Regions from separate parts of the Homo sapiens genome. Here region 1 is linked to region 2. The links are chromatin loops, found by intact Hi-C in ENCODE. Cell type or tissue: mammary epithelial cell. All regions are shown on one strand. Links, peaks and the distances in the headings refer to the core of each region. The heading gives the core; the rest is flanking DNA. Region 1 overlaps SRGAP3 (SLIT-ROBO Rho GTPase activating protein 3). Region 2 has its middle 8.0 kb from the start of RAD18.

Region 1 (2,918 bases), core at 140-2,639, 200 kb before region 2:
GTCCTGCTGCTGAGGGACAGAACAGGCCTGAATCCCATGGCCTTGCTCTGCCAGCAGGCTGGAGCGTGAGGACACTGTGTGACCCAGGCCTCTTCATGGCTCCCCCAGCGCTGAGACAGTGCTCATTACACACCAGCAAGTGAAGGGCTTGGGGGAGAGGAGCAGTGCTGAGCTGTGGCGTCCGAGGCCTGAGGGCAGGTATCTGTGGTGTGTGACCTGGGCATGTGCCCTCACCTCCTTGGGCCTCAGACCCACGCTTGTGAAGTAGCTCCATAAGAGCATCTGCCTCGCTGGGCGAAGGTGCAGAGGAAAGGGTATGCTGGGAGTATTTTGCAATGGTTGATTTCAGCATCATTCACAATCAGAACCACCGGGAATGTCCATGAGTCTTCAGGGACTGTGTGCTAAAACCTTCTCCCCATTTGGAGCCATGAAGACCATTTGAGTGCGACTTCCTAAAAAGCAGCCCACCTCTGCTCAGGTCGCCTCTCTTCTGTTGTGTGAGAGTGTGAGTCACATTCTTTTGCTGCTGGAGAGTTTCTTTCCCCTGGAACCCTCTTGCCCCCACCCCGCTGCTCCCCGCACTACTACTCCGAGGCTGTCATGTGAGTGTTTTCCACGTAAAAAAACACAGAAAGTTCATTCAAGCCAAATACTAAGACAATGTTACCAAGTCTCAAGTGTATGGAGTTCATTGCACTGACGTGATGCAGGGCTTCGGCAGGCTCAAAAACTTCCCAAGTGTCAAAGAGTTTTGGTTTGTAGATTTGAGAGGTGTGAGACTGGGGGCGGTTTCTTCTACGGACATTCACCCACACATCCCACACACCAGCACTGTCTAAACGGCAGTGATCAAATCTTCTATCATTTCATCTGTGCTTCCTGTGGGGCGGTGTCAGGTGCTTTACATAGATTAAATCTTCATTTTGTCCTCTTAACAAATGTCAACACAGGCTTGTCTGACTTTAAAGTCCAGGCTGTAAGCAGTTAGGTGTACTGTCTCCCAGTTGGAAGAAACTCCAACCCAGCCCCCTTCATTTTACAGGAGAGGAAACTGAGGCTCAGGAAAGGGGACCATGACTTGCCTAGAAAGTGGGGCAGGAACCCAGGAACCCTGACTTCCAAGGCTTTTCCCCCCTAACCCATCCTCCCCTTCAGAAAGCACTGATCCCCTTCCTTCTGTACCAGAGGGAACTCCAATTTAGTGATTCTCTAGCAAGCAATAACATTCCAGGTCCTGGAGTAACCTGAGAAATGTGGTATTGGTTAATTCAAAGCCATTGTCAACTTCACAAGGTGTTGGCCTAATTGATGCCAAGTATGGCTACTTTGAGTTTCCCAAGTGTTGAGACTCATAAGTTTGGCACTGGAGGGAATTATTTACTCACTTATTGTGCATTTCAGCTTAGCAGAAATTCATAATTAGTAGTTAATAGTGTGGGAACTTCTCACTGTTCCTGGAACATGCAATGACATGTAACTCCTCTACCTTTGTACATACTGTTCTCAAAGCCTTGAATAGTCTTCCTCCCACGCCCACCTTTTCTTTGCTGCTTGAATTCCTACTCACCCATCAAGAGCAGTTTTCTCACTCATGTCCTGCTACCCCACCTCCAACCCTGGACATAAACAGATATAATGTTTTTACAATCTGCCTCTCCCACCAGACTGTCAACTCCACAAGGGCAGGGGCTATGTCTCATATATAATGATTATAATCATACTTACAAAGTGCTTCTTTGCAGTCAGGTTCTGTGCTAAGCACTTCCTGTGCATTATTTTATTTCATGCTCCCCAATATTGTAAGATAGATACTATTACTATCCTCATTTCCTAGATGAACAGATAGATCCACAGAGAGGCTCAGAAACTTGCCCAGGGTTACACAATAGCTGAACGAGCCGGGATTGAAATCAGTGCTACCATGTACAGTTGTGCTGGCCATGCACTGCACAAGGGTCCACAAGGGTGGAAGGATCAGTTGAGTCTGAAATCTTGCTCTCACCTGGGTGCAGAGCTGTGACTGTTGGGAGGAAGGGACACCTTTCTCTAACTCCTGGAGAGGCACCACAGGGTCTGGCTCCAGGGTTCATGCTCCTAACCACTGTAACATATCAGAATATAAATATGCATATTCATGTTGCCACTCTGTGCCAGTCTGGCTGAGTAGGGGCCCAAAAAATGAATGAATGAGAGATTATGAATCAATAGGTTTTTCCTTTTTCTCCCTTCTCTCTTTCCTCATATCTGCAGGACCAGTTTGTTACTTAACAGCTTACTTGGTTTAAGAAACACATCTTTTAGTTGGCTTGCCTCCAAGCACGTACGAAAAGATGGCTGAAAACCCAGAAAGAGGTCTCCATTTGGAATGTCTTTTATTCTAAGTAATTTCATTCTGCCACCTTTGGGCTTTTGAAAGTTGTTAAGCGGATGTTAAAAAGCGCAGGTGAATGGAAACAAAGGATTCATTCTGAAACCAGCTGCAGGAACTGCACATCCTGCTCATGCGTGATGTGCTGGGCCTTGGTTTCAGTGAGGGAGGGCACACGTGCACTAGATTCTCCTGCAGGGCCTCAGCTCCAGTCCTGAGCGGGGTGGGGTTGCTTCTGACCAATCAGGTGACTTCTGAGCACACTTGGAGCAGTTGCTAACAGCAGAGACGATGGTTGGGCTCCTGCCACTGGCAAAAATGGGGCTTTAGGATGAAATGTCTGAGTTTGTCCAGATCCAAGCAAAGGACTGGAGAGGGCCTGGGGCCAGGCTGTCTTTGATGGGCTATTGGGCTAAGTCAAGACTGCATTTTAGACCTCACTTCTGACTTCGTTGCACTCCTGTTGACAAAGACATGCTGCCACTTGCTAGTTATACCCTTGGATGTGTCTCTTAACCTCTCCGGGTTTCCTTTTACTGCCCTGCAG
Region 2 (2,918 bases), core at 274-2,773:
TGTACTCTCAGGCTGATTCTTCTCAAGTGATGGCAAAGATGGCCCAAAGCAGTTCTAGACTTGCGTCCTAGCATTTAGCTACCCCAGTAGAAAAAACTGTCTCTCTTTCCCAGTGAATGAGTCAGAGTCCCAGGATTGCCTCTGATTGGCCTAGCTTGAGTCACATGCTTACCATGAACCAATCACTCAGTGGAGGGTGGGTCTTACTGTCATTGACCAGATCTGGCTACTTGCCCAGTCTTGAGCTAGATTTGGGATTAGCCTTGCCTGACCACATGGTTGAGAGTAGATTAAGGGCTGTTTCCCAAAATGAATAGATGAGTTCTATTATTGGAAGGATGATGCTGGGGCCAGGTGTGGTGGCTCAATCCTGTAATCCCAGCACTTTGGGAGGTAGGGAGGGAGGTTCACTTGAGGGTAGGAGTTTGAGACCAACCTGGGTAACATAGTGAGACTCTGTCACTACAGACACACACACACACACACACACACACACACACACACACACACACACACACACACAATGAGGCAGGCATGGTGGCGTGAGCCTGTAATTCCTGCTACTTGGGAGGCTGAGGTAGGAGGATCTCACTTGAGCCCAGGAGTTTGAGGCTGCAGTGAGCTGTGATCACACCACTGCCCTCTAGTCTGGGCAACAGAGTGCGATCCTGCCTCTTGAAAGAAAGAACAAAGATGCTGAGCAGGCAAAGCCCAGAGAGCTTATCAAGAGCTCCAGTCTCCAGAGGACACTCTTGAGAAACACATTCATAGCATGGACATTCTCGCATCCCTTCCCCAGGTCCACAGGCCCCTGTCGACTGCAGGATCACACCCCTGTCTCCAGGTAAATGCTTTGTCTTTCCACAGCACCCATCCCCAAAAAGGAGTACAGCCACCCTGGTGGATATGAATGAGGACTCCAAGGCTAGGCTGCCTGGGTTTAAATCCCAGCTTCCCTCCTTTCTCACTGAAAGACCTCGGGAAAGTGAACACTTCAGTTCTCATTTCTAAAGTAGGGACAGTAACAGCCCTGCCTTGTAGGCTTGCTGTTGGGACAGCATCTGACACAGAGAAACCCCCAATAAATGTAGCTGCTATAGTTGTGATCTTGCCTTTTGGAGAGTCTTGATTCCAGTGCCCCAGTCCCAAAGCTGCATTCACCATTTTCTCCATATAGACAGGTAAATATGTTCATCTTGAGCACTTACTATGTGCTAGGCACTGTTTTAAGCAATTTTTCATAGACAGTCTCATTCTCTTGCAACAGACAGCTATAAGATATAAACTATTATTAGTCCTGTGAGGTTCAGAGAGGTAAAGTAATTTTCCCAAGATCACAGTAGTAAGTGGTAAACCCCAATGCATGCAGATCAACTCACACAACATGAGTGGCCAGCTACCTCCATTCCCCACATTAATTTCTTTGTTTCCAACATGTCTGGCCAAGGTCTCCATTTCCAGTGATGCCAAACACAGAGATACCTGTGTTTCTGGTAGACCCAGCAGGACAGAGGTTCCTGGTCACCATCCCTTCCTTGGCCTCCAGATACAGACATAATATATGTGGCTGCAGGATCCCAGATCGGGTGAATTCGACATTTTGTCCCCTATAGGCCCAGCACAGGCCCCTGCACATAGTGCTTACTAAATGATGGGTTAGAAGAAAAGATGAGAAGTAAATAAATTACGCATGAGTGGGATGATCGCCTATCTGCATTTCCCTCTCAAAGCGCGAGCCCACATCCAGCCTGATACTCTGCTGCCCTCATGTGGTCATTTGTAAGATGGCAGGCAGGGTAAGCAGCCTCTAATTTTTGTTATCAAAATTTTCAGATTTACAGAATGCAGAGAATAGCACAGTTAACCCATTATGTCTATCATCTAGTTTTAAAAATTATTCACATTTTTATGAGTTTGCTTTACCTCTGTTTTTGAATTTCAAAAAAATCGCTAACACCATGACATTTTACCCTGAAACATATCAGTATATGTCTCTAAAAATGACATTTTCCTGCATAATGATGACAATCTCATGATCACACTGAATAAAACTAATGACAATTTCTCAATAACATGTTACCTAATCCATATTCCATTTTCCTTGATTGTTCCAAAAATGTCATTTAAAAGTTGCTTTGTTCAAATCAGCATCCCGTCTAATGAGTATTGTCTCTTAATTTTTCTAGAGTATGCCCCGTCATGACTGGCTGAGCTTGTTTTCTGGTGAAATGCCCCACAACCAGCATTTGCCTGACTGCTTCCTTGAGTTGTCAGTTCACTGGTTGCTGTCCTCCCCTGTATGTTTTTTTATTTTATTCTATTTATTTTTTTGAGATAGGGTGTCATTCCATCGCCCAGGCTGGAGTGCAGTGGTGCAATCACGGCTCAATGCAACCTTGCCTTTCTGGACTTAGATGATTTTCCCACCTCAGCCTCCTGAGTAGCCAGGACTACAGGTGTGCACCACCATCCCTGATTAATTTTTTGTATTTTTTTTTTTTCTTTTGGTAGAGACTGGGGTGGGGGCTGAATCTCACTACGTTGCCCAGGCTGGTCTCAAACTCCTGGGATCATACTTGGCCTTCCAAAGTGCTGAGATTACAGGCGTGAGCCACCCTGCCTGATCCTACTCTGTATGTCTTTTAAATGGCAAGTTGGATCTACACCTTTGATTAGATTCAGTTTCACCATTTTTGGAGAGTACACTTCCTAGGTGACGTGCACTTCATATTACATCACATCAGGAGGTACCCACTGCTTGGTGCCCACTTTTAGGATCAAAAAACTTGATGAATAAGTTCAGGTGGGTTCATCCTCATCTTTCTCTGTGAGTAACAAGTGAACTTGTTGGCCTGATAATTTGGGGACCTGATACATATCCAGTTCCCCAAGAACCACTCTCAGAACTGTTTTATCAC

What was found. Peaks named below come from ENCODE experiments on the same cell type or tissue, not always from the same donor. Only the 100,000 strongest peaks of a DNase experiment are listed, where the experiment ranks them.
Region 1: it touches region 2 in a loop (6-fold over the local background); 2 of 110 quality-filtered maps call a loop at or near these places.

What each region holds. Positions count from the first base shown.
Region 1 is chr3:9,168,063-9,170,980 of GRCh38, reverse strand. The region is part of intron 1 of SRGAP3 (SLIT-ROBO Rho GTPase activating protein 3); the gene reads left to right. Among named protein-coding and RNA genes, the nearest start is that of SRGAP3-AS2, 23 kb to the left of the region's middle. RefSeq lists an enhancer at 2,864-2,913. In mammary epithelial cell, for the core only: no CTCF peak of the experiment used is centred there; DNase peaks (open chromatin) are centred at 1,440 and 2,540; H3K27ac peaks cover 2,500 bases.
Region 2 is chr3:8,970,017-8,972,934 of GRCh38, reverse strand. No RefSeq gene overlaps it. Among named protein-coding and RNA genes, the nearest start is that of RAD18, 8.0 kb to the right of the region's middle. RefSeq lists a silencer at 1,636-1,930. In mammary epithelial cell, for the core only: a CTCF peak has its summit at 1,769 (motif pointing left); no DNase peak of the experiment used is centred there.